2 separate regions of the Homo sapiens genome follow, and region 2 is linked to region 1. Evidence: chromatin loops called from intact Hi-C (ENCODE). Cell type or tissue: CD4-positive, alpha-beta T cell. All regions are shown on one strand. Links, peaks and the distances in the headings refer to the core of each region. The heading gives the core; the rest is flanking DNA. Region 1 overlaps MICB-DT (MICB divergent transcript). Region 2 holds the start of LOC124901300 (a long non-coding RNA gene).

Region 1 (14,608 bases), core at 6,684-9,183:
TTCTCTCCCCACCTGCCCCTGCCCCAGCACAGCAGATCCTCAGAATCCAAAAAGAGAACCTAACTTCCATGTTTTATTAATGGCTTATAATATTTTATCACATCTTCAGAAAACACTATGCAGAAGATAACTGTAGAGCAAGACATCTATTTAGGGTGAGTGAGTCACAGTGGAGATCTGGGAGGGAGACCCTGTAACCCTTTCATTCCAAGAAAAGAAAGGTCGATCCAAAGAAGGGGACCCCAGGCCTGGATATTGGGATTACATGAAAGGGGTTCTGGGGCATCAGGGGAATGGGTCCCTCTCCCTACATCCTCCCGGGGCTGTGCTTGGGAGGACAGCAGCTGGGGGAAGAAAAGTCAGGGTCCACAGAGATATAAGGGGGCTGAGAACTATCTGTGTCTTGCTGGTCTGCACAAGGCAGCTCTCAAACTGTGGAGAACATGGTAATGACCAGATTCAGCTCAGCCACTCTCAGCCTTTACACCTAGAGCATTATGGGCAGCCCATCACCATCCCCTACCTTCAAATCCAAAGATCGCTACAGCCCAAAGCTGCTCCCTGGCCTCAACTCCTGTTGGTATCAGGCCCCAAGGAAGCTGTGAGCACGTCTGCCTGGGACCCTGTCACCATCTGGAGAATGACAATAAAGAGGACCCAGCAGCCTGCAGGAGGAGACTGTATTTGAGGCAGGACCATGGGATGGGTGAGGCACAGGACTGTGGCTCCATCCTCTCTATTTGAGGAGTTAGAGATGAGCTGCCTCTGCCACCCCTTCCATGGTGATATTTCTAGAGTACACCCCTGTGCTGAAATTCTTATGAGGAAAGAGACCTGATGAGATGCTATGGTGAAGAGGGGCCATAAGGGTCTTGAATACCAAGTTAATTTTGCTACCAGCTGAGATTAGGAAGTGAAGCCCAGGACCCAGGAGAGGAGGAGGAGGAGATAACACAGGACCCTGTGATCACTCTCCTGGCCATCTGTGTACAGTGAGATGCTTCCCTTCGGGGTTGGGAGCACCCAGTGTCATGGTCCTGAGTGTTGCTACCCTGCTGTTCTCATCTGTGAATGCAGCCAGACCACTTTCTTCCTCTGATATAAATAACTTGGAGGATCTGTCACCAGACACCTCATATCTACATATTAATAAATTCTGTACAGTGGTTTGGCTTAATGTTTTATATGTTATAAGAAATAAGCAAAACATAGGGATGATATTTTTAGTAAAGGTATTTCAGGGTATATGAGAATCAGATTCCTAGGGCCCTGGGTACCTCATCTTGCTGTTTAAAGTCCTCATGGAGGATCAGTGGAGTGCAGAGCCCAGAAATCATCCTGAAGGCTGAAGCTCCCTGGTGAAAAGGACCCTCTCCTGCACCCTGGGGCTCAGAGGGAACAACAAAGCTCCCTCCCAGGGTCTCCAGCCTCTGGCCTATACTGTCAGCCTGCACTTTCTTGGCCTTCCTGGCTGCTAATATTCCAGTTCCCAGCAGCCTCCTCTCTCACCCTTCACCTCTTCTGACTGGGTGCGAATGGTAACTAGACCAGGCAGTGCCCTCCTTGTCAGTCTGCCTGTCTGCCTGGTTCCCTCTCAGAGTTTGTGTCTTCACTCGGTTCATCATCCCCAGCCCCAGCAGGAACAGGGAGAAGTGACTTGGCAAATGCCCCACTCAAAATGGGATCCCTCAACCAGAGACCACTTGTGAAAGTCAGTTTTCCCTGACTAAAGAAACAGGACATTTACCCTGTTAGAAGTTGATGTCTGCCAGAGACCTCCACCTGGGAAATGCTGGTTCATGGCAGGGTCTCTCTTTTAGTAAAGGGAAAAATTCCTGGCTAATTGATAGCTAATAAGTCATTTAGAATCCAGTTCATGTAAAAGGATTACCTACTTAAAGGATTAACTCCATTATAATAAGGACACACATCCCACACCGCACATCCAATGTCATTTGTGAGATTGCTTTGATTCGCTCATGTAGAATGTTACTCTGCTGCTTTGCAGAGAGGCTTGCCACACATTTCAAATCTCTGCTCCTCATTTCACACCATCTGGCTCATGAGGTGAAGGTGATGAGAAGTGTCTTCAGACAATACTCCGAGGTTTGTCTATCAGAGTCATAGTCATATATTACATATAGAGATTATTTTCTTAGAAGTTGTAATTTATTGATATGTATTTTACTCATGGCATAGATAGATACTATCCAACAATTCGTTTTTATTACCTCTACATTACACTGCTTAGGTAGCCACTACTGGTACCTCTGCATTTTCTTTCTTGTATGTGACATTAACGTATAAGATTGTATGTACATGGTGGCTTGGTTTCCAGGAATTGCTGATTAGGTAATTTAGACCATTCCTTCCACTGAGTACAATGGGAAAAGGAGGAAAACATACATATTTGAAAAATCTGGTTGAGCAAATGGATGGGCTAACAAAGCAGTGAAGATTTGCCTGGCCAGGAACCAGGAGAGGGGAGAAATCCAGAAGAGCAACTTGAGCTGTGGGGCTGCTTTTGTGGATCAGAGGCAGTAACACCTGCTCCCTGGCCAGAAGCCAACTTCCAGGATTCAGGACTCAGAATTCAGAACTTAGACAGTCCCTTGGTCTCTCTAGAATTCAGTGCTCATTTAGACCGGGCTAAGACCCTCACACTCAATGGCTGGAGGATCCAAGCTTATGGCATGACTGCCTCTGGAGCATTTCATGCTAGAGAGATCCCAACAGGTGTAGGTAAATGGTCTAGAGGGTACTAGCCAGGCTTCCATGGAACTCTGTGTAAGGCACTTCCCTGTGTTGTTACTCATGTTGGCCATGTCCTCGGGAATTTAGTGGAACGGCCATGTCGTCTTGAGTGGAAGTGAGGACGGTGAGGGGGTCCCTGGGCAGTCAGAGATTTTGTGTCCCTGCGTCCTTTCCTTCCATCTCAACCAGAGACCACTTGTGAAAGCCCAAGAACAAATGTCATTAAATGTCCGAGGCGAATCCAAGACCACCGATCCATTGCGCCCAGGAGCCTTGGGCCATGTAGCCCAGCAGTAGTGAGGTCTGTGAGGCCTTGGTCACCCCCAAAGTGTTGCCCCAAGAGGAGCTGCCGCTCGTTGCCATCAGGCACCTCAGGAGCTGGACATGGTATTCATTATAATTTCTGATGAGGAACTAGAGAGGTCTCATAGCATATAGACCTTGATCAAATTGGGTCATGGTGGAGTCAGGCAAAACTCTGCAATGACTCACAGGTACCTAAGTATAAAACAAAGTCTCAACTCAGAGCATCCATCAGAGCTTCAGGCTCAGTAGTCATTCCTTTATGCTGTTGCTGTGTTTGTACTGTGATAACTGGTGCTTGAAGGGAGGACATATAGTTACATGTTGCGGGAAAACACATGTCATTAGAAAACTTGGCATGATTTAGGGACCATTGCCTTTTCCATGGTAGATGTGGGACTCTCTGTCATCTTCACCTTGTTGTTCCAAGTGCAGAAGAGAAAGCTTCTTCCTGCTTTCAGCTGCGTGACTGACAAGGGAAGCTGGAATTCAGAGAATCAGTGGCAGCCTCTGTCTCTCCAGGCCCCAACCCTGCAGGTTTAAGGAATGGACTTAGGTCTCTGGCACTTTGTTCTCAACACACATTTTCCTTCACTCATTCAGAAAAAAAAAAATAATAATAGAAAATGAACCAAAGGCTGCAATTCTCATGGCACCTAGAGAACTGGAGTACGGACCAAGGTTGCCACATGCCTGTCATTGCTCCACCACACTCGGTTGCCATGTGACCTCGGGAGAAGCTCTCTACCACTAGGGACTTTTAAACTCATCTGTGAATCCTGGATAAACACAGACATTCCGGTAACCTTACTGAAATGAAGTGAGGACCAATGAGTTGACAGGTGGAGAAAAATTTTTTTTTTTTTTTTTTTTGAGACGGAGTCTTGCTCTGTCACCCAGGCTGGAGTGCAGTGGAGCGATTTCGGCTCACTGAAAGCTCCACCTCCTGGGTTCATGCCATTCTCCTGCCTCAGCCTACCGAGTAGCTGGGACTACAGGCGCTCACCACCACACTCGGCTAATTTTTTGTATTTTTAGTGGAGACGGGGTTTCACCATGTTAGCCAGGATGGTCTCGATCTCCTGACCTCGTGATCCGCCCGCCTTGGCCTCCCAAAGTGCTGGGATTACAAGCGTGAGCCTCCGCGCCCGGCCGCAGAAACAGAAAAATTTAAGTGATGGCCTTTACTCCTAGACAGGGCTTTTTTAGGAACATGCACCTTAAAAGTAGGAGGAAAACATAATGCCAGCAACACCCTGCCTAAAAGCCCCTTTAGTGATGATAATTATCATTCATCTTTCTATAAAAGTACAGCAAGACTTTCTACCTCAATATCTCAAATCAGTTAAATATATCTTCTGATCATATACCAGTGTGGACCCACATGTTTTGCTCCAAGTGAAAATGAAAAGGAATGAGAACATCTCCACCTTTGTGTGGTGACCATGGGACCACGGAGGCTTGGAAGCCAGCCTACATCTGCCCAAACTCTACATCACCTGCCATTGTCAATTTTCAATCTATCCGTTCTATGCTTTGGAATCCTACATAATTCATACTCTTGAAAAATCTCATTTTCATATGTAGGGCAGGGTAGAAAAGGTGATATCTCTGTTTTAATTTGCTAAGACTTCCATAATAAAGTGGCACAGACTGGGTAAGTTAAACAGTAGAAATGTATTATCTCCCAGTTCTGGAGGCTACAGGTCCACGATGGAATGTATTGCAGGGCTGATTGCTCCTGAGGCCTGTCTCTGGCTTACAGATGGCCATCTTCTCCCTCTATCTTGTCAACATTGGCCTCAAAATATGTGTACAGGGACACAGTTTAGCCCATAAGAGTCTGCGCCATCCTTGGCGGTGCATATTATAAGAAATAAAAGAGAATACAACCCTTTGGCTGGACTCTGTTGATATTTTGAAATGTTGGTCTTGCAATAAGAACACCACCAAAGGCCAGGCGCAGTGGCTCACGCCTGTAATCCCAGCACTTTAGGAGGCCGAGGCGGGCGGATCACGAGGTCAGGAGATCGAGACTACCCTGGCTAACACGGTGAAACCCCTTCTCTACTAAAAATACAAAAAGAAAAATTAGCCGGGCGTGGTGGTGGATGCCTGTAGTCCCAGCTGCTCGGGAGGCTGAGGCGGGAGAATGGTGTGAACCCAGGAGGCAGAGCTTGCAGTGAGCCAAGATCTCGCCACTGCACTCCAGCCTGGGCGACAGACCAAGACTCCATCTCAAAAAAAAAAAAAAAAAAAGAACACTACCAAAACAAGGGAGCCGAAGTTTAGTTTTCCCTGGAAGGTGAGCACTCCCTGAGCCTGGCCGCCCCAGGGCAGCAAGACCCAGTGCTATGTAGTTCTCCAAAGTCCTATTTACTTTAGTGATTCTGATTCTGTATTTTTAACTGGGAAAAGGATTCTCTTTCAGGAAAGCAACCACTTCTGATGCTATTTAGGTATTATTCTCCTTATACTTATAGGAGAAAAAATTGATGTTAATGAACAGGAAATATTTGCCAAATTATCACACAAATAATTTTTGTATCATTTTAAAATACTCCTTATTGTACTGAGCTTGTTGGTATTTTAATAAAAATTATTGGCATATAATATTTATACATACTTTGGGGTACACATAATATTTTCATGCATGTGTAGAATGTGAAATGATCGAGTCAGGATATTTAGGATACTCATCACCTCAAGCATTTATCAGTTATTTGTGTTGGGTGAATTTCAAATCCACTCTTATAGCTATTGTGAAATACACAATACATTGTTGTTAACTACAGCCAGCCTGCTGTGCTATCGAATATTAGAATTTATTCCTCCTATTTAACTGTATCTTTGTACCCATTAAGCTACCTCATTTTATCTCCCAGATCCCCCACACACCCTTCCCAGCTTCTGGTAACTATTATTCTACTCTCCACCTCCATAAGATCAACTTTTTTTCAGTTCTCACATGTGAGTGAGAACATGTGATATTTGTCTTTCTTTGCCTGGTCTATTTCACTTAACATACTGACCTCCAGTTCCATCCATGTTGCTGCTAGTTATTATGAGGTAGTTCTAGCTGGAAGAATAGAGAATTAAAAGAAATCTTTGTGAAGCCCCTACCCAGGTTTGTCAATTTGTAACATTTTAATATTATTGGCTATATGTAGTATACATAGAAAATAATAGAAATATATGCAGATAGCCCTGATTCTCCACAGTTCTGTTATGTATGTGTTTCCGCTGAAACACATACAGTACAGTACTCTATGTACTGTACAGTACTACTGTACTGAGTACTGGACTGCCAGTGGGGAGTGGCGGATGTCTTGAATTTGGTGAATGCCTTTATATTGCTACAAAGTGTTTTTTTTTTTTGGTTGTTTGTTTTGAGACGGAGTCTCGCTCTGTCGTCCAGGCTGGAGTGCAGTGGCGGGATCTCGGCTCACTGCAAGCTCCGCCTCCCGGGTTCACGCCATTCTCCTGCCTCAGCCTCCCAAGTAGCTGGGACTACAGGAGCCCACCACCACGACCGGCTAATTTTTTTGTATTTTTAGTACAGACGGGGTTTCACTGTGTTAGCCAGGGTGGTCTCGGTCTCCTGACCTTGTGATCCGCCCGCCTCAGCCTCCCAATGTGCTGGCGTGAGCCACCGCGCCCGGCCTACAAAGTTTTTTAAATCCTTTCGTTTGACATGATTTTAGACTTTGTAAAAATTGTTTTTTGTTGAATGTATCATTCTGTGGCTTGCTTTATCGTTTAATATGGTCTATGAGGTGAACCCACACACCCATAGAAACAGTTCATTTGTTTTCAGTGCTGGATAGCATTTATGAGACGAATATCCCACAATTTATCTCTTCTCCTGTCCGCGACCTTTAGCTTGTTTCTGTTACAGACACTGCCACAATGAACATCCTGGGTCATCTCTCTCTGGTCCCCTGTGTGAGTTCCCCAAGATACGGATGTAGGAATGGGATTACTGTGCTTTTACCATGTGATGTTATAGGATGTCAAATTGTTCTCTGAAGAGGTTGTATCAACTCCCCCCTTTAAAATCTTCTTTGACATTTTACAGGTCAAGTTATCTTCCTCCCCAACTAGCTGCTCAGCCTCAGTCCCCCTTCATTGGCTCCTTTTGCTGTAGATGCTGGAGCACTGTGGGGTTTTACTGCCTCCCAATCACTCTAGTGTCCTCCACTCCCAGGATTTTAAATATCGTCTAGACACAGATGGCTCCCAAATGTATATCTCTACATATTTCTATAATCAAAAAACTAATGGTACCAAAACAGGTACTCTGATATATTGCAGATGGGCCTGCAAACTGGAAATGTTTTCAGGAAAGGCAGTATGGCAATTTCTGTCTAAATTAAAAATGCATACACCCAGTAGTCCCACTTCTAGAAATGTGTCCAAAAATAGACCTGCATTCCTGAAAAATGACTGTATTCAGAATTATATGATGCAACCCTGTTTGTAAAATCAAAAAGGAAAGAAGAAAGAAAATGAAAGATAAAAGAAAAAATAATCCAAATGTCTGTCACTAGCGGACTAGTTAAAAAAGCATTGCAAGCTGGGCACAGTAGCATTCACCTGTGAATACACTCTACTCCACTCTGGGTAACATGAGGAGGCCTCCCTACCTTCCTAAGAAAACCCAAACAAGCACTGCATATCTACACGGCTGAGTCTACAAACATTTAACACAAAAGAAGAAAGACATAGGAAACTCTTGATATTCCCTCATGGGATGGTCTCCATGATACATTGTTAAGAAGAAATAAAGCAAGGTGTAGAATAACATATAGAGTCTGCTAAAATTTGTGTGAAAAGGGACAAAGAGATATATATACACATTTATATTTGCTTGCATATGCATAAAATATATTTGGAAGAATAAGCAAGAAGATATCCCTGGTTGCCTGTTGGGGATGAGACAAGGTAAGAAAGAGACATTTTACCTTTTGAATATTTTGAATTTTGAATTTTGAACTATATCAAGAAATAAAAGATAATTCCTAGGGCAACCAAACAAACCCCAAAAAAATTCAAAATGAAAAACCTTTTAAAAACTAATAGAATTTTTTTACCTTTATTAAAATAAATTTTAAAAATTTTCTAAATATTATATTATTCCTTTAACAAGGAGGTTTACTGCCATTTTAATTCAGTACGTTGTTTTCTTTTTAATCGCATGATCTTTCTTTACATCTATCTTTTTTCCATTACAAGGTAAAATAACAGCATGATTAATTAAATGCAATTTGTTTGGTGAAGGAAATTTTGTTCAAATCTTGGTCTAAGTGGGAAAGGGATTCTAGGGGATCCAGTGCAGCAGTTATGGGTTTCAGTATGCTCACGACGCCCTCCAGTGTTTGTGTGGGCTCATGGATGCCATATCTAGAAAACACTGGAATTCTCAAGCACACGTGACTGAAGCCATTTGCCAAATGTTCAAGGTCCTATTAATGGCCCATCTGAGTACTTGTCATACGCGGTCACCCTATCTTTGGATCAGAAGGTACACTCAGAGCTCCTAGTGTCACATCCCAGGCCCAACCTGCTGAGATTAGTCGAGGAAGGTCTGGAGGTCAGTGTCGTGAGGGGTGGGAAGACTGAGGGTGTGGGGGCCAGTTGTGGAGTGGCGGGAGCCCCAGGTGCTGTATGAAGCCGAGCCTCTGGATCACCCTGTGACCCCACATTTGGTCCCTTCCTGGGTGTCTTCCATTCCCAGGACTCCCAGGAAATAAAATGCTGCAAGATTGGGGTGGGGAGCTGTCCAGGGTAGGTCAGGTGTGTTCTCACTGATCCCACACCTCTGCCTCCCAGCCCACTCCCAGCCCTCTTCTGATATTAGAAACCAACACAGATTGCCTTAGGGTGGTGGTTCTCAAAGTGTGGTCCTGGGGGAAGCAGCATTGGCATCACCTGGGAACTTAGATATGCAATCTTCAGGGCCTGGCCTGGACCTACTGTATCAGAAACTCTGCATTTAACAAGCCCCCAGCAGAATTCTGCTTTTCAAATCAGATCTCTCTCTCTCTCTCTCTCTCTCTCTCTCTGTTTCAAGTCTCAATATTGAGTAGCTGTGACTTCTGGATAGTCAGGTGTCAGACACCCTTTCTTGCCAGGAGGCACCAGGCTCCTCAATCAGCTTAGTCTCATTCTTGGCCTGGCCCAGGGAAAGATGTTCACTTCCTGGATTCTGAGCAAAGCTCTCCTATCCTGGGTGCCTGTGGGGCTCCCACTTACACCACAAAACAAAGCTCAAATAATATTTTTTTCTTTTATGAGATTTTTGGTATTCCTTCATTAGTCAGAGCTGAAGATCTACATATATGTCTACCAAGCAAGTGTGCATGTCCCACTAGCCAGTTTGTTAGTCTTGCCAATGCACCACAACGTAGCAGCCTCTCAGTCTCTCCTTGTGAGGTGTTACCTGGAGTTCTTTGTCTCACCACCAAGAGAATTAAGGAGCGTGGATACAAAGGGTGAGGTTGGAGCAAAAGTTTAATAAGCAAAAGAAGAAAGCTCTCCCCTGCAGAGAGGGGACTTGGAAGATGGTTGCCATTTTTACAGCTGAATGCAAAGGCTTTTACAAGAAACTGATGAGGGCTGGGTGTCTCATTTGCATAAGGCACGAATTTCCGGTAGCTCCACCCCATCCTCCTAGTGCCCATGCAGGCCCTTAGCTTGAGTTACTCCATATTGCTTTGTTTCCCTGACTGCCCACGTATCGGGGGACAGAATTTTCCATTGCGGGCATGTCTGGGCAAGTCTCCTGTGCAGCCTTTCTTATTTGTGCAGCTGTGGGCATGTCTTAGGCAAGCCCCCCTGTGCAAGTTCCCTTCTCTGTGCCTGCAGGCCGTTCTTTTGTTTGAAATAATTCAACTGAGGACCCACCATAACTGCCCGCCTGACCAGTTTCTTCCTTTTTTCTCTCTCAATTTGTGTTATGATTTCCTTACTGATCTCTGCCTGAGCAAGACTGGGCACGCCTTGAGGGCAAGGAGGGTTTATTTGCTCTTACCTCAGTTCCAGCTCCTCTTAAAACAATGCCCCACGCACAGTAGGTATTTGATAAATGTTTACCAAATGAAGGGATTGCCTGGAATGGCTTGGCAGACAGGAAAGCAGAATGAAAACCCACAGGCCAAAAATGGCTGGGAAAAGATTTTCCAAATCCTAGTGCTGGGCACAGGGCCCACTGAAATTCACTTTCGGAAACTTCCCATCTGTCTCGTTCTCCTCTCATCAGGATAGAGCCCACCTAGTCACACACTACCTTTCAGGACCACCTTCCAGATCAGCCAGGTACAAATCCCACAGACTTCCTGCCTGTGGCTCCAAATGCTCAGCTGAAATTCTGAGGCTAATTTCAGTGGAGTTAGAGGCTTATCCCTTAGGAGTGGCAATGGCTGGCTTTAAGATTCGAGAAGTAGTGTTTACATCTCAAAAGAGAAGACCGCTCCACCAGAAATGCAGAGTTTTTGTATGTGCGGGTCCGGGGTCTTCAGGAGATAAAGAATGATAGCTCCAGGAGCGCTGGGACCCCCGTGCAGCCACCAGTCACCACAGCCTAGGCAGGGGTTGGGCTCTCACCTCGGCCCCTCCTCTGCACGTCCTGGATGTGGATGGTCCCCGAGTGTGAACTAGCCTGGGCTCTGACCCTGGGTGCTCTTCCCGCCGTTGTGGAGCCTCTGCGGGTGTGGTGCATGCACAGGGGGCTTCACAGGAGACCCGGGGCCCTTTAGAGTCTCAAGGCCAACATTCTTGGAGAATCCATGTCAAGCATTCAGGCTCTCAGGGACTCAGATGCCCAAACTATGAAAATGAGGGAATCTATCCCACTCTCTCAGGTGTGGTGAGATTCCTATTATATGACTATCGGTCATCTATACATGGATTGTACTCTCAGAGTTGCCTTTATCAGTCGGCCAATGCCTAAAACCCAAAGATAGGTCAGGCATGGTGGAGGACGAGTTCCTTTCTTACCTTCTGAAGGTGCCATCAACAGGAATTTCTACCCTGTGGAGTCTAGAGGAGACTTTCCTTGAAGCTGAGTTGGGAATGGACATTTGGACTTTTTTTTTTAAGAGTTAGTAACTCCGTGGAGAACCACACATTTATTTGCTTACTTTAATTCTACAGCAACATTCGAGGTGGCTTACTGCAACAAACCCAGTGTAATAAATACATACGAATTACTTTAAAATAACACCAAGGAAAATATACATTTTAAAAGATTAAGGCTGGGGTAAAGCTGGAACATTACTAGGCGGGAAGGAACATCTGAAACATTTGCTGAAATGGAGTTGACCCTTTACCTGGCCATAGATTTGTTGCCTCACGATTTCATTACATCTGAGCACCAGGGAGGGGGGTGGCAGTTCAGGTCACCAGTCCCTTGTTTCCTGCTTCAGGAACAGTGTCCTGTTCTACACTTACAGTCAAAGCAAATTACATCGTTGTAAGATGTTTAATGATGAAGTCAAAGTCCACAGAGTCAGCAAGTAAGTGTAAAAACCTCAGGAGTCCAAGGACAGTCTACGTTTCTCCCCAGAAATGGCCTCACTATGCACTGTTGAAGGGAGAGGGTCCTTTCAAGGGGCCCCAAGATGCAGGAGCAATTGGGCTGCAGCTCTAAATAAAGATGTCCTTTCTACCTGCAGATTCCACAAAACCTCACAGGCAAATTTGGTGATCTCACCTGAGCTAGGAATTCGGTTTTTTGATGTTGGTTCTCTTTGAGCCATTGTGTGAGCTTTAAAATGTGATGTGGAGATTTTGCTATACTGGTATTTCCTTGCTGGAATTTGACATCCACAGTGGCTCTGGCTTCCCTGTCTGGTCCCAGGAGGAAATGGAGTGTCCTGCACTTTTTTTCAGCATCGCTTTGTGTAAGAAGGATCAGGAGACCTGGAGTCAGGGGCTCCTCCAATCTCACTCTCCTTCATAAAACAGTGTCCCTTAAGCTTTCTGGGGGTGAGGGCCTTAACACCGTGCTGTTCTGATGAATATAATTGTCCCAGCTCCCGAAACAAAAGCACAGGTGCACAAAATACCGACTGTTGCAAGCAATGCCAAGGTGGGGATGTTTCCTAGGTGCCAGGTTTAGCACTTTGACTTTGTATATACACACACAGGGGCCAGGCGTTGTGGTTTATGCCCGTAATCTCAGCACTTTGGGAGGCTGAGGCATGAGAATTGCTTGAAGCCAGAAGTTCAAGACCAGCATGGGTAACAAAGCAAGACCCAGTCTCTACCAAAAAAAAAAAGAAAAGAAAAGAAAAGAAAAAAATACACACACACACACACACACACACACACATACTGGGTGTGGTGGCTCCAGTCTGTAGTCCCAGCTACTCGAGAAGCTGAGGTGGGAGGATTGCCTGAATCCAGGAGTTGGAGCCTGCAATGAGCTGTGATCGGGACACTGCTCTAGCTTGACCATCAGAGTGAGACCCTGTCTCAAAAACAAACAAACAAAACAAAACAAAATACATACACACACACAGCCAGAGCCAGCACTGAGGGAGAGGCTGGCCTCAGGGGTGGGGTCACAGGCATTTCTCAGGTCCCTCTCAGTGGTCTTTGTCTCTTTTTCCTGGAGGTGGAGGAGTCTGTACTTCATGAGGAGAAGTCCTCTGAAGAAGGCGGGAGATACTCAGGAGCGGGGTCCGGAGAGGGAAAAGGATGAGGAAGTGGAGACAAAGTGGAGGGGGCAGGGCAAGAAGGGCACATGTGAGGAATGGGGAGGGGGAGGACCTTCCAGCTGTCAGAAAGGTCCCACGCAGAATTTGGCTCTTGGTTTTTCTGCTTTATCAGGATGGATTTGGGAAACCAGCCGGAGCGGGAGATAAGGAGTCTACTTTGCAAAGGACACGTGTGAGTCTCGTCCTAATTTGAACTCATGAGTAGCAGCTGACAGCCAGGACCCTTGCGTGGGGCGCGTGACGCCCCTTTGCAACCAGGGCGTTTTCTGCACCCCACCAGCCATCCCTCCTGGGACCACGCTGGTCCTCTCCAACCCTAACAGGGAGAGAAGGAAGGAGAGGTCTGGAGGCTTTGGGTCCTCCCTCGTGCTCCTTCTTCCTCTGCCATTTATTCCCTGAGTGTCCTTGACTTTCCTCCGCTACCCGGACCCCACTACAGCAAAGCACATCCTGCACACTGGCCTGGACTCCCTTTGTAACCACCCAGTGTGTTCACCTTGCTGACTGCCTAGACAAAGCCGATTTATCAAGGCAGGGGAATTACAATAGAGAAAGAGTAATTCATGCAGAGCCGGCCGTGCGGGAGACCAGAGTTTTATTACTCAAATCAGTCTCCCCGAAAACTCTGATCAGTTTTTAAGGATAATTTGGTGGATGGGGGGGGCCAGTGAATCAGGAGTGCTGATTGGTTGGCTCCGGTATGAAATCATAGTGAGTGGAGGCTGTTCTCTTAGGCTGAGTCAGTTCCTGAGTGGGGGGCCACAGGACTGGTTGGCAGGTCCAGATGGGGTCCTCCAGTTGTTAGAAATGCAAAAACCTGGCCTGGCGTGGTGGCTCACGCCTGTAATCCCAGCACTTTGGGAGCCCGAGGCGGGCGGATCACGAGGTCAGGAGATCGAGACCATCCTTGCTAACACGGTGAAACCCGGTCTCTACTAAAAATACAAAAAATTAGCCGGGTGTGGTGGCGGGAGCCTGTAGTCCCAGCTACTCAGTAGGCTGAGGAAGGAGAATGGCGTGAACCCGGGAGGCGGAGCTTGCAGTGAACCGAGATCGCGCCACTGCACTCCAGCCTGGGCGACAGAGCGAGACTCCGTCAAAAAAAAAAAAAAAAAAAAAAGCAAGAAAAGAAAGAAAGAAAAAGAAAAAAGAAATGCAAAATACATCTCAAAAGGCCGCTCTGAGGTTCACAATAGTGATGTTACCTTCAAGAGTAACTGGGGAAGTTGCAAATCTTATGACCTCCGGAATAATGGCTGGTAATATTCAGAATTCCAGCCCCTCTCATCCTAACTTAATGGCTGGCGGCCTTTCATTCGTTTTAAAAGAACACTTTCCCTTTAAACTATAAATTCCTTCCCAAGGCTAGTTCGGCCTATGCCCAGAAATGAACAAGGGCAGGTTAGCGGTTAGAAGCAAGATAGGGTGAGTTAGGTTTGATATCTTTCACTGTCATCATTTCCTTACTTATAATTTTGCAAAGGCGGTTTCACCTTGGCTTCAGCCCCACCCATGCAGTAACACTGTGCCCTGTCCTTCCAACCACTGCCACTAGGTGAAAGCAGAGAGAGCATCGCCCAGATGGGCTAGATTCTTCTCACAGGCTCACTGCTAGAACGAACATTCTTGAGACTTTAGATCTAAGCCAGCCTGATTTCTGAAAGCCTTGGACCGTTTCCAAAATCAAATCAATACTCCAGGAACAAGATCTGCCTCGACTTTGTCTCCATCCAAGGACGCTATGGCAACGCAGTTTTCAAACGTGCTTTGAGAATAAATGGAACAGGGTCCCCTGTGTCCCCACTCATTTGCGTTTTCCTTTTTATTAC
Region 2 (13,995 bases), core at 3,329-5,828, 99 kb before region 1:
CTAATTCTGAGGCAGGATTTCTTCTTCTCTGGGAAACCTCAGTTTCTGCTCTCAGAGTCTTCTACTGATCGGATGAGGCCCATCCACATTATTGATGGTAATTTTCTTTTTGTAAAGTCAGCTAATTCAGCATGGGGAAGGGGGTCATGGTAGACATGGGGGAGGGCTGGTCTCTCCACCTCCTCACACTAGGCTAACAGGGACACAGACACATTCAGATGCCTTTGCAGAAAGAGACACCAGAGGCTCCTGAAGTCACAAAGGGGCGGCATGAAGAAATCCTGCATCTCAGTCCCTCACAAGACAGCTGCCTCAGGCTACAGAAAACAATAGTCATGAACAAATTCAGGTCAGTGGCCATAAAGCGTAACACTCTGAACTCCCCACTACACACTCAAAGTGTCCCAAAGAATCACCGTAATCCAGTCTTGTCCCCTGTACCCCATCCCCCTTCCACATAAGGCCCTCCAGGACGCCACCTTTACAAGCTGTGAGAGACACATCACAGCCCTGGTCACTGTCACTGCCTGGGGTAGAACAAAAACAGGACCCGGTCAGAGCCTGCAGGAGATGTGGGAGAGGAGGAATTATGGCATAGGTGAGCTCCTCCACATCCGTCTCCCATAGTTACACACAGCCTGAGCACCTCCTTCTCTGCCTCTGGGAAGAAATCATCCTGTGAGGGGCTAGGGAAGAGACAGGGCCATGAGGTCCTAGAGGAACCCCCTAGTCTTGGACCCCAGAGAAGTTTCCAAAACTGTGACTGCAGACCCAGGGCAGGAAACATGAAGAAAGCAGGTGTGAGGACTGAACCAACTGCACGGTATGTAAAGACATACTTGGTACATAGTAGATACAAAGTTAGCTTTGGTCTTTGGTGAATTCATGAATATGATTGTATTAAAATGTAATTGCATTGCATAAACATTATAAAATGAAGAATACAAAAAATTAGGAAAGATTTTATCTTATACAAGGAGTGTACATTTCAATTCACTAATTTATTCCAATCGAGAAAATGTTATATGCTTATCTGTTGGTCTATGTATGAATTTTCTGTTACTGCATAACATATTACCACTAACTCACTGGCTCTACACAGCACCCATTTATTTCTCTACATTTCCTTAATGAGAAATCCAGGCCTGGTGTGAATGATTCTCAGCTCAGGATTTCACGAAGCTGTGTCCTCATCTTGAGGCTGGGGTCCTCCTTCCAGCTTATACAGAGCTTGGTGGCAGAATTCAGTTTCAGGCAGTTGTGGGATTGTAGTCCTTGTTCCTGGGCAGCTGTCAGGTGGAGGTGGGGTGGAGCTGTTCTCAATTCCTGGAGCCCGTCATATCCTTTGCCACATGGCCCCTTCATTTTCAAAGCTCACAGCGGAGGAAGCCCCTCACGTTGAATTTCGCTCACACTGTGAATCTCTTTGCTGAAGAAGAAATAAGTTGTTTTAAGAGCTCACCTGATTAGGACAGTCCAAGGCAGGATAATCATGGTCTTAAAGTCAACTGATTTGGGACCTTGCTTATATCTGCAGAATCCCTTCACAGCGGCACCTACAGTAGTGTTGATTGAGTAACTGGGGAAGGTGAATCACCAGGGGTGGTTATGTGGGGGCCATCACTGAATCATCCTCGCATAGCCAGGATCTTCCTTTTGTGTTTAATTGGGTCGTGGTAGGAAACTGAAGTTCAAATAAATAGGTTGTTGTGAATGTTAATAAAATACATCCTATTGATACATGGAAATACTGAAATCTTAAAACCAAATAACACTGAATATCTTTTAGTTAATTTAGAATAAATAAAAATTAAAGTGTAGTAATTCATTCTCTCTTTTGAAGCGCTATTGTCTATTGTTGTATAATAAATAACATGAAGTTTGACAACCCAAAACAACAAATACTTATCATCTCCCACAGTTTCCAGTGGTCAGGAATCTGGGAGAGATTTCCTTGAGTGCTTCTGGCTCAGGGCCTCTCACAAGGTTTATTGGGGGACACACCTGTCAGAGAATATGGGGAGGGAGCCAGAGAACCCTGGGAAAAGTGGCACATCCAGAGGCAAGGCCGACTCCAGTCCTGGACAAAAGGAAAGAAGGGTTGTTGGACGCATCCTAGACCACAGGCAATCTGAGGAGAGTTGAGCAAGGCCATGGAGGAGTCCTCCAGCCACAGATGGCCAACAGAGGAGTCTCCTGTTGCCCAGGAATGGTCTGTCTTAGTGTCCCTGCTGTTACGTGTCAGTGGCTGGGAACAGCCCATGGGAAGCAGGGCCTCTGCACCAATGCTGCTGAGAATGACAGAGCACGGGAGGGAGGCCTTGGGAAATTTCCTGGAAATGCGGCTCCAATCTTCCTCCTGAGGGGTCTGGGCCTTTGGAAATCAAACGCTGTCAGACTGGGTTGCTGGACGATTCTGTTCACATTTACAATGGGACAAGGGAAACAAGGAGGCCCCCAAGTGAATCTCTGGGTTCCACACAAACTCCTCCTGCCCTTACTGTGTATCAGCAGCCCTGCCTCGTCCTGGGGATGAGGGTCCATCACTCCTGCCTGGAGAGGAGGGGAGTGCTCTTCTTCCCTGCTTGTCTCTAGGCCCATACAGTCCTGTGGGCAACTGTAATGTGTAGCTCAATGGGCTCTTGTTTGTCCCCTTGTCTGAGTGCCTCCCTGTGGAAAACCAGGACCTCCTATACTACAAAGCCCAGATTTGGGATATGAGAAGTCCAAGTTCCACAGTGGGTGAATATAAGGGATGGGACATGCAGCCACACTCTCTTCCATCCCTTGGTTTCTGGACCCAAGTTTCTTCCTACTGAGAATACAGCACCGTAGTGATGTCTCTGATTCAATAAATGCACCGTGCCCTGAAAGATGGCACCCATTCCTCAGTGTTTCCTCCAAGCTGGTTCTGAGTTGTGCCTGTTGAAGGCCTGTCCAATGTTCTGTGTGGCCGGCAGCCCCCGCAGGGTGCAGATGGTGATAGGATCAGTGGATCCCCTGGTCATGGTCCATGCTGCACCCACTTCCATTTCCCTGTGAGGTGGGTCCCCCAGGAAGAGGCTGTGCTGAGAGTAATTCCAAACCTGTGGATCAGGAATGTCAGTGGTGCTGGCTGAGAGTCTGAGAATAGTGGGGGAAAAAGCCTACCCATGGAGGAAGTTTCTGTCCCAGTGAGGATGAATCTCTGGCCCTTCCATGATGAGGCTTAATGTGGTCAATGTGTCATTTAGTGGCACTTTGATCACCTAAAGAAATAGTGCCTAAGCAGGGCACATCAGGGCCTATCACGGGTGTCTAATCCTGACAAGTTGGATATTCAGAGGTGGCAGCAGCTAGTTCGGCCTTGGTAGGTGGGAGTCTCACCTTTTGGAGGCTACCTATGGGTCCAGCAGCACTGACTCCCACCGACCAAGGCCACTGAGTGACCTGGAAGGATGGGCACATGAAGGGAGCTATTGTGATTCCTGCATGCATGTTCCCACCCTGCAAGGCCTGAGATGGCCCCCAGTGAAGGCTGGCTAACTTCCATTTGTCTGCTTGGTTGTTCAGTGCCACCTCAGGGGCAGGTATTTTCTGGGCAGATGGGGTGTTAACTTGGGGTTTGGGCTCATTCCACATGGACCATTTCCATCTCATGATGGACACTGTTGGGCCTGTCCAATCTATAACTCTGTAGGTCACACAGAAGCCAATTCATACAACCACTTGGAATTACGTGGTTCTCAGTGTCCTGTGGTCAAGAATTCTATCTGATCAGGGCCAGCAACACTAAAAGTTGCTTCGAGAAGGGGGCATATATTTCTGCTGTGGATGACATGAACTTACTCCAGAATCCCAGGCCCTCCATTGTGACTTTCCCCACTGATGCTCAGTTCACTCCATCCTGCATCTTTCCCCAGCCCTGCCACCTCCAGCACCAGGGGGTCTGAGGGATGGTGGCTGCCTGCACCACAGCCTGGATCTGCTGCAGAGTCCTTTCCTGTGTAGGCTCCACTTGAATCTGGCATCCTCCTATGTCACCCAAAATGTGGCCAAAATGATATACCTAGATGTGGAATGTGGTGTTGTCAGAACCCAAAGAGATTCACCAGGCAGTCCGCTTCTCTCTCTTTTTTTTTTTTTTCTCACTGAAGATGAAAGATGCAACGGGTTTTTTTTTCTGTTTTCTTTTGTTTTTACTTGGAAGAAATATCTCTGCATGCACCTAGCCACTGGACCCATAAAATTTCACTGCAGTTGCCACTCCTAAATTTCTGTAAGATTTATCCTCCTCTTTCTGGGGTGCATGTGTTTTACCAAGACCTCCAGCATACTTTCCACCTTCTTTCTCATCCATCCCAATCTATGATGTTGCCAATGAAATGAACAGATTTAATATTCTGTAGAATGTCCGGCATCTCTTAAGACTATGTTACAGATGACAGAAGAGTTATAATAGCTCTCAGGGAAAGTGTAAATAAATGTGGTATGAATGTGAATAACTCCATATCCACTTTCTAGCTGGAAAGGAATGCACTCAGCAAATCCTCGGCTGCACACCATTGGCCTGCAGCCTCATTAACTTCTGCTAGCAGTGATATCCAGCCAGCATGGCAGCTGCAATCAAGACCACTACTTGGTCAAGTCTGAAGTAATCCTGTTCATTCTTTAGGTCCTATTGGGCTTCTGCAAGGACAGAATACACGGAGATAATAGGCAACTCCAGCACTATCCCACCTCCTACAGCTCTCTAATGGTGGTGCTACCCCCCACAATACCTGCAATAACCTCCAAGACCTGCCCTGGGACGTAATATCGCTTCGGTTGGGATAGGGGCAGTTTCAGAGGTTTCCCTTTAGCCTTCAGCGCAATAAGAGCCATTAATCCACAGGTTAGAGACGCGGTGTGGGGGTCACTCCAGCTGCCAGTGCATCAATGCCATTATGCACTCAAGGAATAGGGAACTAAACAGGGCTGGGACTACGGGATTGTGAGCTATAATGTGTCCTGGCCTCTGGAAGCCCCTCTGTGATGGGACACGATGGTGCTGTAGGAATCTGGGCATCAATGTTAGTTCACACACAAAGTCAATACTCACCCAAATTCTGCCTATTTCCCTTTCCCGGTGTACAGTCTCCTGTGTAAATGGCTGTAGGTTCCTTTGCAGAAGAGTTCAGGGAATTGACCCAGCATATACTCCCAGGGTGTTCCAGGGTTCTTCCTCCTAGGGATATGGACTCCCCTCCTCTGTCATTGGGATCTGAATCTGAAAGTTAGGTGAGGTCTAGGCATTGAGAACAGATTATGACTTTGTCTTGGATCAAACACCCTCAGCCTCCTGCTCCTCAATTCTTGCTTTCTTTTCATAGATATCAAGCAGCGCCCTTGCTGGCTGTCCTTCTGTTCTGAACCTGGGACACTGCCCTCTGTTAACCTTCCCCACACTCCCTGCAGGTCAAGCACAACCTTGCCTGCTCTGTTGGGGTTGTCATGGTAACTGTGACCTCTGACTTTTGCAGATCACTGCCACCACTTGATCTAGCTGAAGTAGTTCTAGCTGGAAGAATAGAGAATTAAAAGAAATCTTTGTGAAGCCACCACTCAGGTTTGTCAATTTGTAACATTTTAATATTATTGGCTATATGTAGTATACATAGAAAATAATAGAAATATATGCAGATAGCCCTGATTTTCCACAGTTCTGTTATGTATGTGTTTCAGTCGATACTGTACTGAGTAAAGCAAGGACTGCCAGTGGGGAGTGGCGGATGTCTTGAATTTGGTGAATGCCTTTATATTGTTACAAAGTTTTTAAAATCCCTTTGTTTTACATGATTTTAGACTTCGTATAAATTGTTTTTTGTTGAATGTATCATTCTGTGGCTTGCTTTATCATTTAATATGGTTTATGAGGTGAACCCACACCCATAGAAACAGTTACTTTGTTTTCAGTTCTGGATAGTATTCATGGGAGGAATATCCCACAATTTATCTCTTCTGTCCGTGACCTTTAGCTTGTTTCTGTTACAGACACTGCCACAATGAACATCCTGGGTCATCTCTCTCTGGTCCCCTGTGTGAGTTCCCCAAGATATGGATGTAGGAATGGGATTACTGTGCTTTTACCATGTGGTGTTATAGGATGTCAAATTGTTCTCTGAAGAGGTTGTATCAGCTCCCCGCTTTAAAATCTTCTTTGACATTTTACAGGTCAAGTTCTCTTCCTCCCCAACTGGCTGCTCCTCCTCAGTCCCCCTTCATTGGCTCCTTTTGCTGTAGATGCTGGAGCACTCTGGGGTGTTACTACCTTCCTAATCACTCCGGTGTCCTCCACTCTCAGGATTTTAAATATCATCTAGACACAGATGGCTCCCAAATATATATCTCTACATATTTCTATAATCAAAAAAATAATGGTACCAAAACAGGTACTCTGATATACTGCAGATGGGCCTGCAAACTGGAAATGTTTTCAGGAAAGGCAGTATGGCTATTTCTGTCCAAATTAAAAATGCATACACCCAGTAGTCCCACTTCTAGAAATGTGTCCAAAACACACCTGCATTCCTGAAAAATGACTGTATTCAGAATTATATGTTGCAACCCTGTTTGTAAAAGCAAAAAGAAAAGAAGAAAGAAAATGACAGATAAAAGAAAAAATAATCCAAATGTCTGTCACTAGGGGACTGGTTAAAAAAGCATTGCAAGCTGGGCACAGTAGCATTCACCTGTGAATACACTCTACTCCACTCTGGGTAACATAAGGAGGCCTCCCTTCTTAAGAAAACCCAAACAAGCACTGCATAGCTACACGGCAGAGTCTACAAACATTTAACACAAAAGAAGAAAGACATAGAAAACTCTTGATATTCCCTCATGAAGAAATAAAGCAAGGTGTAGAATAACATATAGAGTCTGCTAAAATTTGTGTGAAAAGGGACAAAGGATATATATGTACACATTTATATTTGCTTGCATATGCATAAAATATATTTGGAAGAATAAGCAAGAAGTTAATATCCTTGGTTGCCTGTTGGGGATGAGACAGGGTAAGAGAGAGACATTTTACCTTTTGAACATTTTGAATTTTGAATTTTGAACTATATCAAGAAATAAAAGATAATTCCTAAGGAGACCAAACAAACCCCCAAAAAATTCAAAATGAAAAACTTTTTAAAAACTAATGGAATTTTTTAACCTTTATCGAAATAAAATTTAAAAATTTTCTAAATATTATGTTATTCCTTTAACAAGGAGGTTTACCGCCATTTTAATTCAGTACGTTGTTTTCTTTTTAATTGCATGATCTTTCTTTACATCTGTCTTTTTTCCATTACAAGGTAAAATAACAGCATGATTAATTAAATGCAGTTTGTTTGGTGAAGGAAATTTTGTTCAAATCTTGGTCTAAGTGGGAAAGGGATTCTAGGGGATCCAGTGCAGCAGTTATGGGTTTCAGTATGCTCACGACGCCCTCCAGTGTTTGTGTGGGCTCATGGATGCCATATCTAGAAAACACTGGAATTCTCAAGCACACGTGACTGAAGCCATTTGCCAAATGTTCAAGGTCCTATTAATGGCCCATCTGAGTACTTGTCATACGCGGTCACCCTATCTTTGGATCAGAAGGTACACTCAGAGCTCCTAGTGTCACATCCCAGGCCCAACCTGCTGAGATTAGTCGAGGAAGGTCTGGAGGTCAGTGTCGTGAGGGGTGGGAAGACTGAGGGTGTGGGGGCCAGTTGTGGAGTGGCGGGAGCCCCAGGTGCTGTATGAAGCCGAGCCTCTGGATCACCCTGTGACCCCACATTTGGTCCCTTCCTGGGTGTCTTCCATTCCCAGGACTCCCAGGAAATAAAATGCTGCAAGAATGGGGTGGGGAGCTGTCCAGGGTGGGTCAGGTGTGGTCGCACTGATCCTACACCTCTGCCTCCCAGCCCACTCCCAGCCCTCTTCTGATATTAGAAACCAACACAGATTGCCTTAGGGTGGTGGTTCTCAAAGTGTGGTCCTGGGGGAAGCAGCATTGGCATCACCTGGGAACTTAGATATGCAATCTTCAGGGCCTGGCCTGGACCTACTGTATCAGAAACTCTGCATTTAACAAGCCCCCAGCAGAATTCTGCTTTTCAAATCAGATCTCTCTCTCTCTCTCTCTCTCTCTCTCTGTCTCTCTCTCTCTCTCTGTCTCTCTCTCTCTCTCTGTCTCTCTCTCTCTCTCTGTCTCTCTCTCTGTTTCAAGTCTCAATATTGAGTAGCTGTGACTTCTGGATAGTCAGGTGTCAGACACCCTTTCTTGCCAGGAGGCACCAGGCTCCTCAATCAGCTTAGTCTCATTCTTGGCCTGGCCCAGGGAAAGATGTTCACTTCCTGGATTCTGAGCAAAGCTCTCCTACCCTGGGTGCCTGTGGGGCTCCCACTTAGACCACAAAACAAAGCTCAAATAATATTATTTTCTTTTATGAGATTTTTGGTATTCCTTCATTAGTCAGAGCTGAAGATCTACATATATGTCTACCAAGCAAGTGTGCATGTCCCACTAGCCAGTTTGTTAGTCTTGCCAATGCACCACAACGTAGCAGCCTCTCAGTCTCTCCTTGTGAGGTGTTACCTGGAGTTCTTTGTCTCACCACCAAGAGAATTAAGGAGCATGGATACAAAGGGTGAGGTTGGAGCAAAAGTTTAATAAGCAAAAGAAGAAAGCTCTCCCCCACGGAGAGGGGGCTTGGAAGATGGTTGCCATTTTTACAGCTGAATGCAAAGCCTTTTATAAGAAACTGATGAGGGCTGGGTGTCTCATTTGCATAAGGCACGAATTTCCGGTAGCTCCACCCCATCCTCCTAGTGCCCATGCAGGCCCTTAGCTTAAGTTACTCCATATTGCTTTGTTTCCCTGACTGCCCACGTATCGGGGGACAGAATTTTCCATTGCGGGCATGTCTGGGCAAGTCTCCTGTGCAGCCTTTCTTATTTGTGCAGCTGTGGGCATGTCTTAGGCAAGCCCCCCTGTGCAAGTTCCCTTCTTTGTGCCTGCAGGCCGTTCTTTTGTTTGAAATAATTCAACTGAGGACCCACCATAACTGCCCGCCTGACCAGTTTCTTCCTTTTTCCTCTCTCAATTTGTGTTATGATTTCCTTACTGATCTCTGCCTGAGCAAGACTGGGCACGCCTTGAGGGCAAGGAGGGTTTATTTCCTCTTATCTCAGTCCCAGCTCCTCTTAAAACAATGCCCTGCACACAGTAGGTATTTGATAAATGTTTACCAAATGAAGGGATTGCCTGGAATGGCTTGGCAGACAGGAAAGCAGAATGAAAACCCACAGGCCAAAAGTGGCTGGGAAAAGATTTTCCAAATCCTAGTGATGGGCACAGGGCCCCCTAAAGTTCACTTTTGGAACCTTCCCATCTGTCTTGTTCTCCTTTCATCAGGGACATCCATGCCCCTCAAAGCCCCCCTAGTCACACACTACCTTTCAGGACCACCTTCCAGATCAGCCAGGTGCAAATCCCACAGACTTCCTGCCTGTGGCTCCAAATGCTCAGCTGAAATTCTGAGGCTAATTTCAGTGGAGTTAGAGGCTTATCCCTTAGGAGTGGCAATGGCTGGCTTTAAGATTCGAGAAGTAGTGTTTACATCTCAAAAGAGAAGACCGCGCCACCAGAAATGCAGAATTTTGGTATGTGCGGGTCCGGGGTCTTCAGGAGATAAAGAATGATAGCTCCAGGAGCGCTGGGACCCCCGTGCAGCCACCAGTCACCACAGCCTAGGCAGGGGTTGGGCTCTCACCTCGGCCCCTCCCCTGCACGCCCTGGATGTGGATGGTCCCCGAGTGTGAACTCGCCTGGGCTCTGACCCTGGGTGCCCTTCCCGCCGTTGTGGAGCCTCTGCGGGTGTGGTGCATGCACAGGGGGCTTCACAGGAGACCCGGGGCCCTTTAGAGTCTGAAGGCCAACATTCTTGGAGAATCCATGTCAGGCATTCAGGCTCTCAGGGACTCAGATGCCCAAACTATGAAAATGAGAGAATCTATCCCACTCTCTCAGGTGTGGTGAGATTCATATTATATGACAATCGGTCGTCTACACATTGATCACACTCTCAGTATTGCCTTTATCAGTCGGCCAATGCCTAAAACCCAAAGACGGGTCAGGCATGGTGGAGGACGAGTTCCTTTCTTACCTTCTGAAGGTGCCATCAACAGGAATTTCTACCCTGTGGAGTCTAGAGGAGACTTTCCTTGAAGCTGAGTTGGGAATGGACATTTGGACTTTTTTTTTTTTTTTTTTGAGACAGAGTTTTGCTCTTATCACCCAGGCTGGAGTGTAGTGGCACGATTTTGGCTCACTGCAAGCTCTGCGTCTCGAGTTCCAGCGATTCTCCTGCCTCAGTCTCCTGAGTAGCTGGAATTACAGACACCCACCACCACATCCAGCTAATTTTTTGTATTTTTAGTAGAGACAGGGTTTCGCTATGTTGGCCAGGCTGGTCTCGAACTCCTCACCTCGTGATCTGCCCGCCTCGGCCTCCCAAAGTGCAGGGATTACAGGCATGAGCCAATGCGCCTGGCCAGACGTTTGGACTTCTTTAAAATTTTATTTCAAATTTTTAAAACTTTCTAATAGGTATTTTATCTTCTTAGGAAGTAAAATCTCAAGTACAGAAAATATAAAAAGGTATAAAGAAGCAGAAGGATGGAAACTGCCAGTGTCTCCACTGGGAGGATCGGGATGAAACGTTGCCTGGCAGAGCCTCAGACTTCAGAGGGAAGGGGCCTGGAGCTGTGCTTTGCAGCTGCCCCTGAGTTTCCACTCCTGGTTTTTGTGCATGCGGGTGACTGTGCAGGATGACTTAGTGTCGTCATGCTTATGAGTTATTTTGAATCTTGCTTTTCAAAACTTTATTATCAATACACAACTTTCTATCATATTACAAAATCTTCTTACACACAGCTTTCACCAGCTGTAGGCTGTTTCCAAACAGAGGACCTAGCCACTCTTCTTTTGCATGTTTTTTTCATTATTGTAATTAATATCCTTATACCTAAAGATCTTTCTATATATTGGATTTTGTTTTAAAATCACAGATTTCTCAATAAAAGTTACTGGGTCAAAAGGCATGAAATTTTTTTTTTTTTTTGAGACGGAATCTCGCTTTGTCACACAGGATGGAGTGCAGTGGCGAGATCTCAGCTCACTGCAACCTCCACCTCCTGGGTTCAAGAGATTCTCCTTCCTCAACCTCCTAAGTAGCTGGGATTACAGGCACACGTCACCACACCTGGCTACTTTTTGTATTTTTAGTAGAGACAGAGTTTCACCATATTGGCCATGCTGGTCTCGAACTCCTGACCTCATGATCCACCCGCCTCGGCCTCCCAAAGTGCTGGGATTACAGGCGTGAGCCATCATGCCCGGCCGCATGAATATTTTTAAGCCTTCTCATACATATTATCAAATTACTTCTCAAAAGCAGTGTACCGGCTGGGCGCAGAGGCTCACGCCTGTAATCCCAGCACTTTGGGAGGCCCAGGCGGGCAGATCACGAGGTCAGGAGATCCAGACCATTCTGGCTAACACAGTGAAACCCCATCTCTACTAAAAATACAAAAAATTAGCCAAGCGTGGTGGCGGACGCCTGTAATCCCAGCTACTCTGGAGGCTGAGGCAGGAGAATGGTGTGAACCCAGGAGGCAGAGCTTGCAGTGAGCCGAGATCATGCCACTGCACTCCAGCCTGGGTGACAGAGAGAGACTCTGTCTCAAAAAAAAAAAAAAAAAAAAAAAAAAGCAGTGTACCAATTATATTCACCCATTTACTCAACCCATATTTATTGAGCCCCTTCTCTGTCCTTGGATTTCTAGATGCTGGAAATCCAAGTGGTGACTAGACAAGGTCCCTGCCTCGAAGAACATGACAACCAATGAAACAAATGAAAACAATTCTAATACCGGTGATAATTGTTATGGAGAAAATATGCTTGAGCTAGAAGGTTGATGGTGGTGAGGATGGTAGGAGATATAGTCTGTTGATCAAGATGTTCCTGGGAATTTGAACACTGGACGTCTGAGCAGAGACCTGAATGGTGTGAGGGGCCTTTGGATCCCTTTGGATCCCTGGGGAGCAGGTGCACTTGGGGAGTTCCAGTGGGAGGTGCCTGAGACAGGATTGAGCAGTGTTAGTGGAGATGAATGAGCTGGGCCGAGAGGGGTGGGATGAGGCCAGAGTGGCCAGAAGGATCCTGTGATGAGGGATGAGGGGCTGTAAAACATAGTGAGAGACTGGGGTTTCACTGTGCTAAGAAGGGAAGAGGCTGGCATGTCTGTGGGACGCGGAGGCGAGGATGAGCTCTAATTCCCATTTGAAATGCTCACTCTGACTATTGTGTGGGTGATGGACAGCGGGTGTGAGAGTCAGCAGGCAGCCCAGCTGGAAGGCCTTCTGGTTTACTATCTTGGAGAGGATGGCCCTGGGGAGGAGGCAGTAGAGGAGTGAGAAGTGATTGGATTTGGGGTTAATACATTTTTAAGATGGTGTTAGCAATAACTCCTTGGAGAACCACACATTTATTTGCTTACTTTAATTCTACAGCAACATTCGAGGTGGCTTACTGCAACAAACCCAGTGTAATAAATACATACGAATTACTTTAAAATCAACGCTAAGGAAAATATACATTTTAAAAGATTAAGGCTGGGGTAAAGCTGGAACATTACTAGGCAGGAAGGAACATCTGAAACATTTGCTGAAATGGAGTTGACCCTTTACCTAGCCATAGATTTGTTGCCTCACGATTTCATTGCATCTGAGCACCAGGGAGGGTGGTGGCAGTTCAGGTCACCAGTCCCTTGTTTCCTGATTCAGGAACAGCGTCCTGTTCTACACTTACAGTCAAAGCAAATTACATCATTATAAGATGTTTAATGATGAAGTCAAAGTCCACAGAGTCAGCAAGCAAGTGTAAAAACCTCAGGAGTCTAAGGACAGTCTACATTTCTCCCCAGAAATGGCCTCCCTATGTACTGTTGAAGGGAGAGGGTCCTTTCAAGGGGCTCCAAGACGCAGAAGCAACTGGGCTGCAGCTCGAAATAAAGATGTCCTTTCTACCTGCAGGTTCCACGAAGCCTCACAGGCAACTTTGGTGATCTCACCTGAGCTAGGAATTCGGTTTTTTGATGTGGGTTCTCTTTGAGCCATTGTGTGAGCTTTAAAATGTGATGTGGAGATTTTGCTATACTGGTGTTTCCTTGCCGGAATTTGACATCCATGGTGGCTCTGGCTTCCCTGTCTGGTCCCAGGAGGAAATGGAGTGTCCTGCACTTTTTTTCAGCTTCGCTTTGTGTAGGAAGGATCAGGAGACCTGGAGTCAGGGCTTCCTCCAATCTCACTCTCCTCCATAAAACAGTGTCTCCTAAGCTTTCTGGGGGTGAGGGCCTTGACACCGTGCTGTTCTGATGAATATAACTGTCCCAGCTCCTGAAATAAAAGCACAGGTGCACAAAATACCGACTGTTGCAAGCAATGCCTAGGTGGGGATGTTTCCTAGGCGCCAGGTTTAGCACTTTGACTTTGTATGTACACACACAGGGGCCAGGCATTGTGGTTTATGCCTGTAATCTCAGCACTTTGGGAGGCTGAGGCATGAGAATTGTTTGAAGCCAGAAGTTCAAGACCAGCATGGGTAACAAAGCAAGACCCAGTCTCTACAAAAAAAAAAAAAAAAAAAAAGGGTATATATATACACAAACACACACACACACACACACACACACACACTGGGTGTGGTGGCTCCAGTCTGTAGTCCCAGCTACTCGAGAAGCTGAGGTGGGAGGATTGCCTGAGTCCAGGAGTTGGAGCCTGCAGTAAGCTGTGATCAGGACACTGCAGACTGTCAGAGTGAGACCCTGTCTCAAAAACAAACAAACAAAACAAAAATACATACACACACACACAGCCAGAGCCAGCGCTGAGGGAGAGGCTGGACTCAGGGGCGGGGTCACAGGCGTTTCTCAGGT

What was found. A loop is a pair of places that touch in the nucleus more often than their neighbours do. Peaks named below come from ENCODE experiments on the same cell type or tissue, not always from the same donor. Only the 100,000 strongest peaks of a DNase experiment are listed, where the experiment ranks them.
Region 2: it touches region 1 in a loop (12-fold over the local background); 21 of 110 quality-filtered maps call a loop at or near these places.

The regions. Positions count from the first base shown.
Region 1 is chr6:31,477,771-31,492,378 of GRCh38, forward strand. MICB-DT (MICB divergent transcript) reads right to left here. Exons shown (of 2, transcript NR_149132.1): 2 at 2,148-3,588. Among named protein-coding and RNA genes, the nearest start is that of MICB-DT, 9.7 kb to the right of the region's middle. RefSeq lists enhancers at 9,757-10,467, 10,468-11,177. In CD4-positive, alpha-beta T cell, for the core only: no CTCF peak of the experiment used is centred there; no DNase peak of the experiment used is centred there.
Region 2 is chr6:31,381,762-31,395,756 of GRCh38, forward strand. It overlaps LOC124901300 (a long non-coding RNA gene), which reads left to right and starts at 3,496. Exons shown (of 3, transcript XR_007059542.1): 1 at 3,496-3,569; 2 at 5,502-5,587; 3 at 6,013-6,097. It overlaps MICA-AS1 (MICA antisense RNA 1), which reads right to left. Exons shown (of 2, transcript NR_148222.1): 2 at 12,528-13,456. It also overlaps the pseudogene HLA-S. In CD4-positive, alpha-beta T cell, for the core only: no CTCF peak of the experiment used is centred there; no DNase peak of the experiment used is centred there.